2 separate regions of the Mus musculus genome follow, and region 2 is linked to region 1. A link is a loop called in an ENCODE intact Hi-C map of the cell type or tissue named here. Cell type or tissue: left cerebral cortex. All regions are shown on one strand. Each heading gives the region's core, and the rest is flanking DNA. Links, peaks and the distances in the headings are about the cores only.

Region 1 (5,989 bases), core at 484-5,483:
GCAGAGGTTTATGTTAGGTGTCTTCCTCTACCCATTTCCATCTTATTTTTTGAGAGGGCCTTTCACTAAATCTGAATCTGGCTGTTTTGTCTAGTCTGCTGCTCCGTGAGCCTCAGGATCTGCCTGAGAACCATGAGCGTTTGGACGACAGCTGTGAGCTGCTGTGCCGAGCGTTTGCATGGGTGGTGCAGAGCTGGATTCATGCCTCTGCAACAAAAGGCACTTTATTCACAGAGTAATCTCTCGGCGCAATCTTACTGTAGCTTTGGAACAAGTTCTGACACCAGGAGCTGAATTTTCTAATCTATAGCCTTTCTTTTTGGTTAATTACATTTACTGGGTCTCCTAGGTCCTCAGCATAAACATGGAAACATTTTTCTTTTCTTTTTTGAGACAGGATCTTGCTCTGGTCTTGAACTCAAAGGCTCAAGTAATCATTGTCACACCTTGCTTTCCTAAGTAGCTGAGACTACAGTGAGTGCTACCTTACCTGATATAGAAACTTTTGTCTTAATGCTATTCCTGATCTTAGCACAATCCGATTTCCTATTTTACCACAAAGTTTTCAAAAGATAACCAAACTCCTCGAGGGAGTTCCCTTCTGTTCTTAGCTTGCCGTGACTTAACCTTGGGTTTTGAATTTTGTTTTACTTTTTTTTTTTTTTTTTCTTTTTCTTGAGACAGGGTTTCTCTGTGTAGCCCTGGCTGTCCTGGAACTCACTCTGTAGCCCAGGCTGACCTTGAACTCAGAAATTCACCTGCCTCTGCCTCCCAAGTGCTGGGATTAAAGGCGTGTGCCACCATGCCCGGCCTTGGGTTTTGAATTTTGTAAAACACTCTTCTGCATCTATGGGGCTATGGCTTTCATTTTTGTTCCATAAATGTTATGAACTCTTGTCCTGTATTGCATTTCATCGTCTGTGGTCATGTTAATTTTCTATGTTGCAAACTTTGATTTGCCAATATTTAAGAATTTAAACATCTATGTTTATGAAGAATATTGGTCTGTGATTTTCTTATAAAACACTATTGGCATATTTTGGTACTAAGATTATGTTGAACTCATGAAACTGCTGTTTTTCTGAAACAGGGTAGCACCGGAACGCTTTACCTAAGGTATTGATGAAATTCATTAGTACAGCCGTATGTGCCTGGAGTTCCCTGTCAGTGTTTTGATCATAAATTCAATGTGTTCTGTACTGAGTTACTTGAATGTTTTATTCCTTCTGTGTCAGCTCCTGCTTTGCCTTCCACTGGGTCTCACACACAATGGCAAATGTGAGTTCTCCAGCCTCATGGCAGTTTCTGTTTCATTTTAGTTATTACTAGCATAAGTAACCCAAGTATCTCTTTAAATTCAACATAGTTCTATTAGCACTAGGACTAGAATAGTTTGTGAGTTTACAAATACATAAACAAATGATAGATAAGAAAAAGGAAATGTGTAATACATACCAGAAAGATATATGTACAGAAAGAGCAAAAATAATCCAGGGGTAGGGGGAATTACAAGATACGGTGAAAAATATCATGAAGAACATAGAGAATACAGGAGGGCATTCAAGAAAAAAAGTCAGAATCAAGATATGTGGTGAGTCAGTAGTCAGGTCTACAAGTTTGTAGAATTTATGGCAATACAACAACAAAAAATCCCAAGATCCCAAGGTTGCACACTGGTGTAGGCCGGCAGTCAGCTGCTTCTTTCCCTGGCACATCTTATAATTAAAAAACATAACATGATCTCACTTTCATAAAATAATAAATTCACAAATTAAAAAAAACTTAAACAAGGTTAAAACATCCAAAAGATAAAAAGCAGCTTCATATTCTTTTAGATTTTGTACTCATATTTGCCATCATATATGCATTCATATTCTGTACACTGTGATCTGTATTTTGCTTTTTCTTTTGGACAAATATGACCCAGATTCCATGGACATATGCAATCGAATGTTTTAATGGGTCAAGAGTATTCTATTGTATACACACACCATAATTGTCTTCTGTTCTAGTGCTATTATACATCATGAGTATGTAATAGAAACATGAGAGTCAACAATATCCTTAGGAATCCTTTTTTTTTTTCCTTTAAGTGCGACAGAGGACAATGCTTATATTAAGTCAGGTGTACAATTATCGCCCTCACACTAGTGGTCACAAAGGAATTGTATTTCCACAGTCCTGTTAATACTGGTCAGCAAAAGATCTGTTTGGAAGGTGGATACCTTTTCATTTGTTAATTGGGTATTTTTCTTGGAGAATGTCATATTTGGACAATTTTCTCTTTTTGTCAAAGTCTTACTTATATGCCCAAGATGACCTCAAACTCCTATCCCAGTGACTAGAGTGCTGGGATTACAAACACGTGCCACCTCTCTGTCAATTTTTATTATTTAGGTGTTGAAATTTATAAGTGATTTTTCTAAGAGCTGTATGTTGGGAATATTTTTCCTTTGCAAATGTTATGAATATATTTTTCTATGGTTCTTTTTTCAATTTTTGAGGATGCATTACAACTTTTGTTATTGTAGTTTATTTCATACTTGGATAAGGCCTTTCTAATCACAAGGTGTACTGGCTAGTTTTGTGTCAACTTGACACAGCTGGAGTTATCACAGAGAAAGGAGCTTCAGTTGGGGAAGTGCCTCCACAGAGATCCAGCTGTAAGGCATTTTCTCAATTAGTGATCAAGGGGTAGGTCCCCTTGTGGGTGGTGCCATTTCTGGGCTGGTACTCTTGGTTCTATCAGAGAGCAGGCTGAGCAAGCCAGTAAGGAACATCCCTCCATGGCCTCTGCATCAGCTCCTGCTTCCTGACCTGCTTGAGTTCCAGTCCTGGCTTCATTGGTGATGAACAGCAGGGTGGAAGTGTAAGCTGACTAAACCCTTTCCTCCCCAACTTGCTTCTTGGTCGTGATGTTTTGTCCAGGAATAGAAACCCTCACTAAGACAAATGGTTATTAATATATACACCTTGATTTTCTATTTAAAAATATTGCTATTTATACTAATCTGTGTCTTTATGTGAGTTGGTGCAGATGTTCTCAGAGGCCAAAGGCATCAGATCCTGAGAGCTGTAGTTACAGGCCAATTTGAGCAGCAGGACCTGGCTTCAGGGACCTTAATATGGGTCCTTTGGGAAAGCAGCAAGCACTTCTAAACACTGAGACATCTCACCACTGCGGATTTTCTCCTATTTTTAACGGTTTAAATGTTCATCTAGCATTTACTCTTCTCTGAGAAATAAAGTTTTTCTTCAGTTGTTAGTCATCTCTCCAGTCTTCTCCTCACTTTCCAGTGATTCTATTTTATTTAATTTATTTTATTTTTTTAACGGATATTTCCACTGGTTACAAATGATTTGATTTGATTTCAGGATCTGGGGAATCCGTAACGCCTAATTGAATTTACAGAACTAGGGATTAAGATAATCTATAAAAATGCTGCGGCACTTGATATAGGACTGTTCAGCAAATTGTTACTGTCAATGTCTCTCACACACACAGGACTTCTGCTTTCTCTATTCTGATCGTGAATGTGTCTCCCACATACCTCCTTTATATAACCTACCCATAATAGTATGCACCCTCATTTCTAGAAAAAATGGTGACAGCTCAGTTACCACTCTACCCAGAGCCCGGATCTAGTCATCTCCTGCATGTTCATGAGAGGTGAAGATAAGCTGTGCTTCATAATGCACTGTGGCGATCCAAGGCCACAGTATGGAGGCACTCAGCAAGCATGGGTATAGACGGGATGCATGTTTCTCCCATCGCCCACCCTGAAACGCGAAAAGCCTAATTTACCTTAGCTTTTAGGTCACAAATATTATCAAAGCTGTCACCAAGTGTCAATTTAGTTTGCAGCCTGGAGACCAGGAGCCCACCCTGTTATATTACCCCTAAGAGCAGGCGGGCCTACAGGATGGGCCTGGGGCAGGAAGGAGGTCCTGACCTGACTTCCCTGGTGGCAAGCTGGGGGCGACTCCGCACTCACAGGCTGACTGGGTGCCAGAGCCCGGAAAATCCGCCCAGCAGGCACGATGACAAGGCGGGCGGGAACAGAGGTGGCGGCGAAGAGCACCGTCCAAGCCCTCCGAGAAGGAAGTGTGACAAGGGCACAGAGTCCCTCAGCCCACCGGGAGTCGGGCGTGAGGTGACATCTGCCGTTCCCCGGGCTCGCGGGCTTCGGTGCGGCCCACAGGGACGTCCCAGAGTGGCATCCTCACTTTTTTTTTTCCCCCACAGCGGCAACAGCTACCCGCGTAACCGTCAGCCCGCTCCTCTCACCAACGGCTCGGACCTTGGGCGGCGCGCGGTGCTGATGACGTAGGACGGGGAGGCGGGACTTCCTGCCTCGCGCCTCGCCGGGGCTCGGGACGCGCGCGGTCCGCTCGGGAGTGGCGGACGGCGGGCTGAGGGGGCGGCGTGTCGGCCGAGGAGGGCGGGCCGCGGAGGAGGAGCCGGCCTTGCAGCCGCCGCCCTCTCAGCCCTCCGAGTTTCCCGGGCTACCTCAACCTTTCCCGAGGCGTGGGTGCCCTCGCGGACCGTCCGGCTCCTCGGTTCGCCTCCAGCCCCGCGGCGGCAGCGGCCGCTTGGACCGCTCCGGGCCCCACACCCCAGCCGGTGGGACCGTCCCGAGCCCTCGGCCCCAATGCCTGGGAGAGCAGAGCGGAGTGGGTGGCGGTGGTTGGAGCTGTGCCGGGGGCTCCCGGTGGCGAGCGCGGCTGCTGTGCTGGGGCGAGCAGCGGGGACCGTGTGTGAGTTTGGTAAGTCACCTCTCTTCTTTTTAGGCGTGCTGGGCGTCTGCTTGGAAGCCTGCGGCACTCCGCGCCCGCCCTTGGACCCGGGTTTTGTTTCCTGGTGAAGCAGTGTTAGCCGGTGTTAGGAAGGCAGGCCCTGAGATGAGTTCTGGATGCAAGGTTTTTCTTTTCTTTTTCTTTTTTAAAGCACGTGAAACTCCTTTCGGGGCTCTTTGGTGCACTGCGGCACGGTAGCCAGCGGAGTCATGGGGTTAGTGTAAAGCACCTCTAGGTTAATTGGTGGGGGAAAAGCCACGCTGTCATCATTTTCCTTGTCCTTAAAGGTAGTCATAGCAGTGAGGTTTGCGGATGTTGCTGAGGTAAGGTCTGAACTGTGGGAAGTGTATTTTGGGCTTGGTACTTTGGCAAGTTCTTAGTCCAGTTTCTGACTATGATAAAAAGACTCTTGGCTTTTTAAAAATGCCCTAGAGGGCATTTAAGTGTCTTTAAGTCTTTGCTTACCTTCTAATTATCAGACCACTTTCTTCTCGAACATGTTGAGGATCAGGCTAAATTTGTTCTGATGATTTTTTTTTAAATATGTAGTGAATTCATAATATGTTCAGGCTGTTAGTATAAAGTACTAAACTGAGATTTAAAGTACCGAGTAGGTTGTTAAAGCCGTGCTTCTGTTACCAAGCAACATCACCGTAAACAAGTCTAATATTCAACTAGAACATAAGTAAATGTGGCCTGTTAATCTGAGTTTGGAGCGAGTTGGAGCTCTTCAGATTTATGCTTTTAGTTTATAGGTGGCTACATTTGTTGCCTTTTGTAGTCAGATTTCAAATAAATTTTATCTAGAATTATTAGAACACTTTGATTGTTTTTGTTGTCACACAAGACTATGGAGAGTTGTAAATGGATTTGAGTTCTTTTTGGTTGTTACATATTCCGGAGTATGCTGGGTATTTCTCTTTGAGTATTTCTTTTCTAATGAGATAAAGTATGCAATCTGTATTTAATAATATTCTTAAATAAAAAGATTATAGCAATTTAGAGTTACATACATTTGAGAGATTGTGAAACAGTACAAGTTTTTAAGCCTTGGCTTAGCAGTAGCCTTGGTCTACATTTGTTGAACCCTTAGTGATATAACTTGAATGGTAAACTAAGTTTTTATTTTAATTTACTTTATTAAGTGTTCTGTTTGGTGGGGAAAGCATTAAAGACATGGTCTAGCTTTGTA
Region 2 (5,989 bases), core at 479-5,478, 780 kb after region 1:
CGGATCGGCTGTATGCCGTGGCAACTTCAGCCTAACCAACCATGCTAGGAGGTAGAGATCCTCTAGACATGGATGCAGGGGAAGTGGGCCTTTCCTAAAAGAATGAAGGTTGAAAAACTGGGTCCTTAGAATTAGAGATGTTCACATCAAACCTCAAGTTTGCTACTCGACATTGATGTATCAATATCAAAGTCAGCACAGATGTTTTTATTAATAAAGTTATTGCATTAGGAGAGCTCAGAGGCCAGGGTAAATCCTTAGCACAGGCAGATGCCCAAATGTTTCCCAGGTGGCTATATTCTTTAAAAAACAAGCTCTCCCTGCCCTGAGGCCTCGGGGGTTCCCTTTGGTCCTCTGAGACTCAGAGAGTAAACTAAAACTGAGCTTCACCTCTTAGTCTGATCTCTGTTTTACCTGGAGAGGGGGAGGGGGAGGAGGGGGAGAAGGAGGAGAGGGAGAGGGAGAAGAAGAGGGAGAAGAAGAGGGAGAAGAAGAGGGAGAAGAAGAGGGAGAAGAAGAGGGAGAAGAAGAGGGAGAAGAAGAGGGAGAAGAAGAAGAAGAAGAAGAAGAAGAAGAAGAAGAAGAAGAAGAAGAAGAAGAAGATGACGACGATGACAACAACAACGATAACAGGACCAAACAACGTGGCTGGCTTTGATCTTGCTATGTAGCTAAGAATGGCCTTGAACTGCTGATCCTTCTTCTTCCCAGATCACCATATTTGGCTTATGTGATGTTCAGCATCAAACTCAGGCCTCCAGGCTTTTGAGGCAAGCCCTCCACTCACTGAGCCCTATACCCAGCCCTTGCTTACTTGCTCACTTTTATCTAGGTTACTTACATTTTCATACATTTTCGTTCTCCCCTTCCTTACCTTTCTGATTGGATAAACCACAGTGCTTTAAAAAAAAAAAAAAAAAAAAAAGACAGGTCTGGCTGTCCTGGAACTCACTATGCAGACCACTATGTAGACCAGGAACTCACAGAGATCTGCCTGCCTCTGCCTCCCAAGAGCTGGGATCAATAGCATGCTGCATTACACCCAGCTATAATCACAGCTTAAAAAAAACAAAAACAAACAAAAAAAAAAAACAAAAAAAAAAAAAAACAGGGAAGATTCTTCTTTAAAAGAAAATAGGGAAGCTGATCCTCTTTTCTAAGAGCTGTTTTCCCCTGAAAAGAAGCAGGACTCCTTAACAAAAAGGCAGATTCCAGAGCTAGGGCTGGCAGCTTGTCTCCACAGCTTATCGTGCAGCAGGATGAAAGGATGCGCAAAAGTGATGACATGCCAGACAGCTGCAGGGGAGCCTCGTCTTGCCTGACTTCCACTTGGGTCTCAAACCATCCAGCCTATATCCCCCCCCCCTCCCACCCCACTCCCGTCTAGAAGCTCAGTCCTTCAACTTCTGGCCATCACCTTTATTCTGAGTCCTCAGACACCTCCTGCTAGGACATCTTCCCTGTCTTGTAAATATATGGGCTCTTTCTTGAGGCTCTGATTTCAGCCTTCTCGTTTCTTTTTCTATTTCTTCTTCAGCAATCTTGGCTCTTCCCAGCTTCCCTTGTCATTTGAAACCCCTCAACCTCTATTGGTGAGTGTATTGGCATGGAAGCTGTTACTTAGAGACTGTGTTTGCTAGAAAGTATCACTTCTTCCCTGGGCCCACAAACTAACTAAGAGCAGAGGGTTAGCCTGGCATCTGGGCCTTGACATTCATTTTGAATCAGCCTTCATCTTAAAACTGAATCACACACACACACACACACACACACACACACACACACACACACACACACACACAGAGTCGGCAGTGGTGAGGCATGTCTTTAATCCCAGCACTATGGAGACAGAGGCAGGTGGATCTCTTTTAGTTCAAGGACAGCTTGCTTCATAGAGCTAGCTCTAGGACAGCCAGCACTACACAGAGAAACCCTATTGTAGTAACAATTTTGGAATTTTGGTTTCTTTAAAAAAAAAAACAGAAATATTATAAGAAAAAAATTTTTTTAATCCTAGTTATGTGGAAATGGAGATGTGTCAGATTACCCACAACAACTGACTATGAGTTGCCTCGTGTTCTAGCAGGGGCATGATTTTATCAGAGGCAGATAGTTTCTGCAATTGTGTATGTTTGGAATCCTGGGGACTTTTCAGGGGTACATAAATGCTAGAGCCCTGAGAGGCAGGGTGGGTTGTTGGTTTTTTGAATTTTTGGTGTTGGTTGTGGCTTGTTATGTAGTCATGCACAAAGAAGAAAGAAGAAATTAGATATCCCAACAGTGACAAAGATCAAACTTGTCCCAAGGAAGTCTAACGACATTGTCCCATTTCCTCCTGTCCTTTCTTTTCTAGTGTTAGGGGGTTGGAAGTGTGGAGAAGGCTAGAAAAGAGTGGGAGAAAGAAGTCACAAAGTAGCAAGGGACAGCTACATCTTATCTCCAGATTTTAAAAAGAAAAGAAACAAATGAGCTGAAAATATGGAGATTTGGGGATGGATCAGATTACCCACAACTGACTATGATTTGCCTCCTGCTCTAGCAGGGGCATTAGTGACTGGGCATCTCCCTATCAGCCTTGGACTGCCCTGACTCCCACCCTGACAAGGTAATTGAAAGTTCCCCTACCCCTTCTCCCACCTTCCATCCCAAGAATAGCAACGTCTCACAGAAAGATCACACTGCGATGATATCATCCTCCGACCGATAAGGACCCACTCAGGCCACCTTTGCAGAAGCAGAACTGAGGCTAGAGTCCAGTCTGACGAAGACTGGCCCCTGCACTGCTTCTCCATTTAACCCAAAAATTCACGATGGGCTGCGATGCCCACTAGCCATCTTCTCAACATAGCTAAACGCTGGCTAAAATTGTTTTCACCAAGACCCCCAGAATGGAACATTTGCCCTACGTGGTTACTAACATAATGTCTCAGTTACTGCTCGATTGCTCTGAAGAAACATCATGACTTAGGCACCTTATAAAAGGAGACATTTAATCGGGGGCTTGTATCAACATACAAAGATTTATACCAATGACAACCTTAAACCTGTATCAATATACAATAATCCATATCAATGTAAACAAATTAACCTTATTTGAGAAAAGCAATAGCTCTACATTGATGATGAGCTACCCTTTTATTCTGTTATTCCTAGATGATAATTCTATACAGCCTTCTCACTAGCAGGAAATAATCCTTATGTCCATATTCTTCAACCACTGACTACCAGGAACACATGTGGAGCTAAATAAGATGAGTTTATCACTCAACACAATGAAAAAGAACAGTCAGCATGGGCAACCTTGAGGTATCTCAGAAGAATGTGAGGAAATCTGTTACAGCATTTGGGATTAGGCTGGTACAGTGTACAGCATTTAAGGAAGCAGGCATAGCTCTAGACTGAATATAGTCAGAGAGCAGGGGTATTTCATGACTGAGAATCCTAAGAAACCTTGGTTCTCCAAGGAGGGCAAACCAAAGCAAGGGTAAAGCTGTAGCCAGTGATCGTTTTTCCTGAGAGAGGGATGTTAGTCATCTTGTGGTTGGCACAATAATTCTATTCTTAACTATGCTAGGTGAATCGTGAAGTGAACATTGGGTGTCTCATTTCATACAGGCCCCAAGGACATTGCCCAGATGCTGTAAGATCATATACCCAACAGGAAAACACAGGCCTCACTGCCAAAGCTGGGTCATCTGGATGTCAAGAGCTGTGGTGTGTGTGTGTGTGTGTGTGTGTGTGTGTGTGTGTGTGTGTGCGCATGGGGGTATGTGAGTATGTATGTGACTGTGAGTTATGTGATTGTATGAGTGTATAACTGTGCGTGAGTGTATATGATTGTATGTGATTGTATGTATGTGATTGTATAACTTGTGTGAGTATGTATGAGTGTGTAACTGTGTGTGTGAGTGTATGTGATTGTAAATATGTGTATGAGTGTGTAACTTGTGTGAGTGTATGTGATTGTATGGATGTGTGTGAGTATATATGAGTGTGTAAGTGTGTGAGTATATGTGATTGTATGTGTGTGTGTGAGTGTGTAACTGTGTGAGTGTATGTGATTGTATTGTATGTGAGTGGGTGTAACTGAGTGTGAGTGTGTAACTGAGTGTGTGTATGAGTGTATATGTATATGAATGTGTGAGTGTGGGTGTATGTGATTGTGAGTATGTGAGTGTACATGAGTGTGTGAGTGTGTAACTGTGTGTGTGAGTGTATGCCTCACCCCGTCTCATCCGTCATCACTCATGTTCATTCCTGTACGGATTAGTGGTCAAGTCCTGCTCACATGACTATGTCTGTCTCTCTGAAATCCAGCCTCTCCTCCTATCCTTTCTGCTGTTTTCCTAACCCCAACCATTGTCAGCTGTCATCCTCATCACTACGTCACGTAATGGTGTCTCTGACATTCCATCTTGTTCCTATTCCAATCTGTCCTTCCCTATCCACCCTTTAGCAAGAATGAGGTTTCTAAATGCGTCATCCCCTGCTAAAATTCTTCCTTGGTGGGTATCGACAGCTGTGTGCTAACATTACACGGCAAAAATAAAAACCAGTGCGGTTAGCAATGCAAATAAATGTTCTCTCTTCCCAGCGAGGAATCAAGAAGAGCAGAAAGTATATTTGCATTAAAAAATCATCCAAATTTAGAGCCTCTTTTGGTATTCTGACCCCCTCTTAGGGTATTATGACTCAGTGAGAACCTGCTGGATGGCACGACTACTTAAAAAAAACAAAAAACAAAAAAAACTAAAAACCTTAATGTGTTACTGGCACCATTAGCACAATGAAAGCATCCTGAGCAAGAAAACTGCGCTCAGTTCTGGGTAACACATTCTCAGAGAGATGCTATTAAAAGGATGAATGAATGTATAGCTCAAAGGGGGAGGGGCAACCAAAATTGGGGAGGTTTGGAGAACATGCCATACGGATAATGGGGGGGGGGGTGAATAATAATGAGATCTGACAAATGCTTTTGAGTATCTAAAGAGCTGTCGCCTGTGAAATGGAGTCCATTTATTTTGTGATTTTAGGGATAGGATCAAGTGTAAGAATTACAAGCCATAGAAACACTGCTTTCATCCCAAGGAAGTAAACACTTTATAATAAGACCGCCTAGTAATGGAGTGAAGAACAGAGACTTGTATTATAAGAGTTTATATCACTAGAGGGAAAACAGGGTCATGCAGACAGCAGCGCAGACAATAGCTCTCTCCGTGGAATAGATTCTCTCCTTCCACCTCTATGTGGGTTCTGGGAAGCACAGTTGGTTTGCCAGGTTTGAGCTGTAAGTGCCTTAACCCGCTGAGCAATTTCACCGGCCCGGCCCTCTCAATGAGACCCCAATAGCAGAGGAAATAAGATGAAGAACTGATAAACGGCACTAGATTAAAATGCCTCCACGCAGCAAAAGAAAACGATCAATAGAAAAAGCCACAGTCTACAAAATAAGAAAAAAGGAATCGTATTCATCTGATAAGGAGCTAATATCTAGAATATATAAAGAACAGTAAAAGAATGAGTAATCCAACCAACTGGTAGGCAGATGAACAAAAGAGATACTGATCAAATTTTTAAAGGGGGGGCAATAAACACATGAAAAAATGTTTGGCATTCTTAACCATCAAGAAAATGCAAATCAAAAAGTACACTGAAGCATCCCAATGTGTATATTCATGCTCCACCCCCACGGCTCGGTGGGGAAGACGGGCCAGACCAAGGTCCCCCACCTTCATCCCAGCACTTGGGGGTGGAGACCGACAGACACTATGAGAGATCCTGTCTCAAAAACAAACAAATATTCCTACATTGTGATTTCATGTGGTCCAAGTCAGAATGGCTTTCATGAAGAACATAAGCAATAACTGCTGGCAAGCTGGCTGTTCTTGGTTGGTTGGTTGTTTTTGAGACAATGTTTCTCTGTTTCCTGGGGCTTGCTCTATAGACCAGGCTGGCCTTGAACTCAAGAGATCCACCTGCCTCTCCCTCC

What was found. Hi-C counts contacts between places; a loop is a spot of excess contacts. Peaks named below come from ENCODE experiments on the same cell type or tissue, not always from the same donor. Only the 100,000 strongest peaks of a DNase experiment are listed, where the experiment ranks them.
Region 2: a loop joins it to region 1, with 11 times the contacts of the local background. A loop is called at or near these places in 2 of 42 quality-filtered maps.

What each region holds. Positions count from the first base shown.
Region 1 is chr10:94,684,280-94,690,268 of GRCm38, forward strand. Cep83 (centrosomal protein 83) reads left to right here and starts at 4,511. Exons shown (of 16, transcript NM_029852.2): 1 at 4,511-4,767. It overlaps Cep83os (centrosomal protein 83, opposite strand), which reads right to left and starts at 4,334. Exons shown (of 3, transcript NR_015524.1): 1 at 3,954-4,334. In left cerebral cortex, for the core only: no CTCF peak of the experiment used is centred there; DNase peaks (open chromatin) are centred at 2,775, 3,198, 3,652, 4,061 and 2 more places; H3K4me3 peaks cover 2,471 bases; H3K27ac peaks cover 2,140 bases.
Region 2 is chr10:95,467,811-95,473,799 of GRCm38, forward strand. No RefSeq gene overlaps it. Among named protein-coding and RNA genes, the nearest start is that of Mrpl42, 31 kb to the right of the region's middle. In left cerebral cortex, for the core only: no CTCF peak of the experiment used is centred there; DNase peaks (open chromatin) are centred at 3,450 and 4,483; H3K27ac peaks cover 511 bases.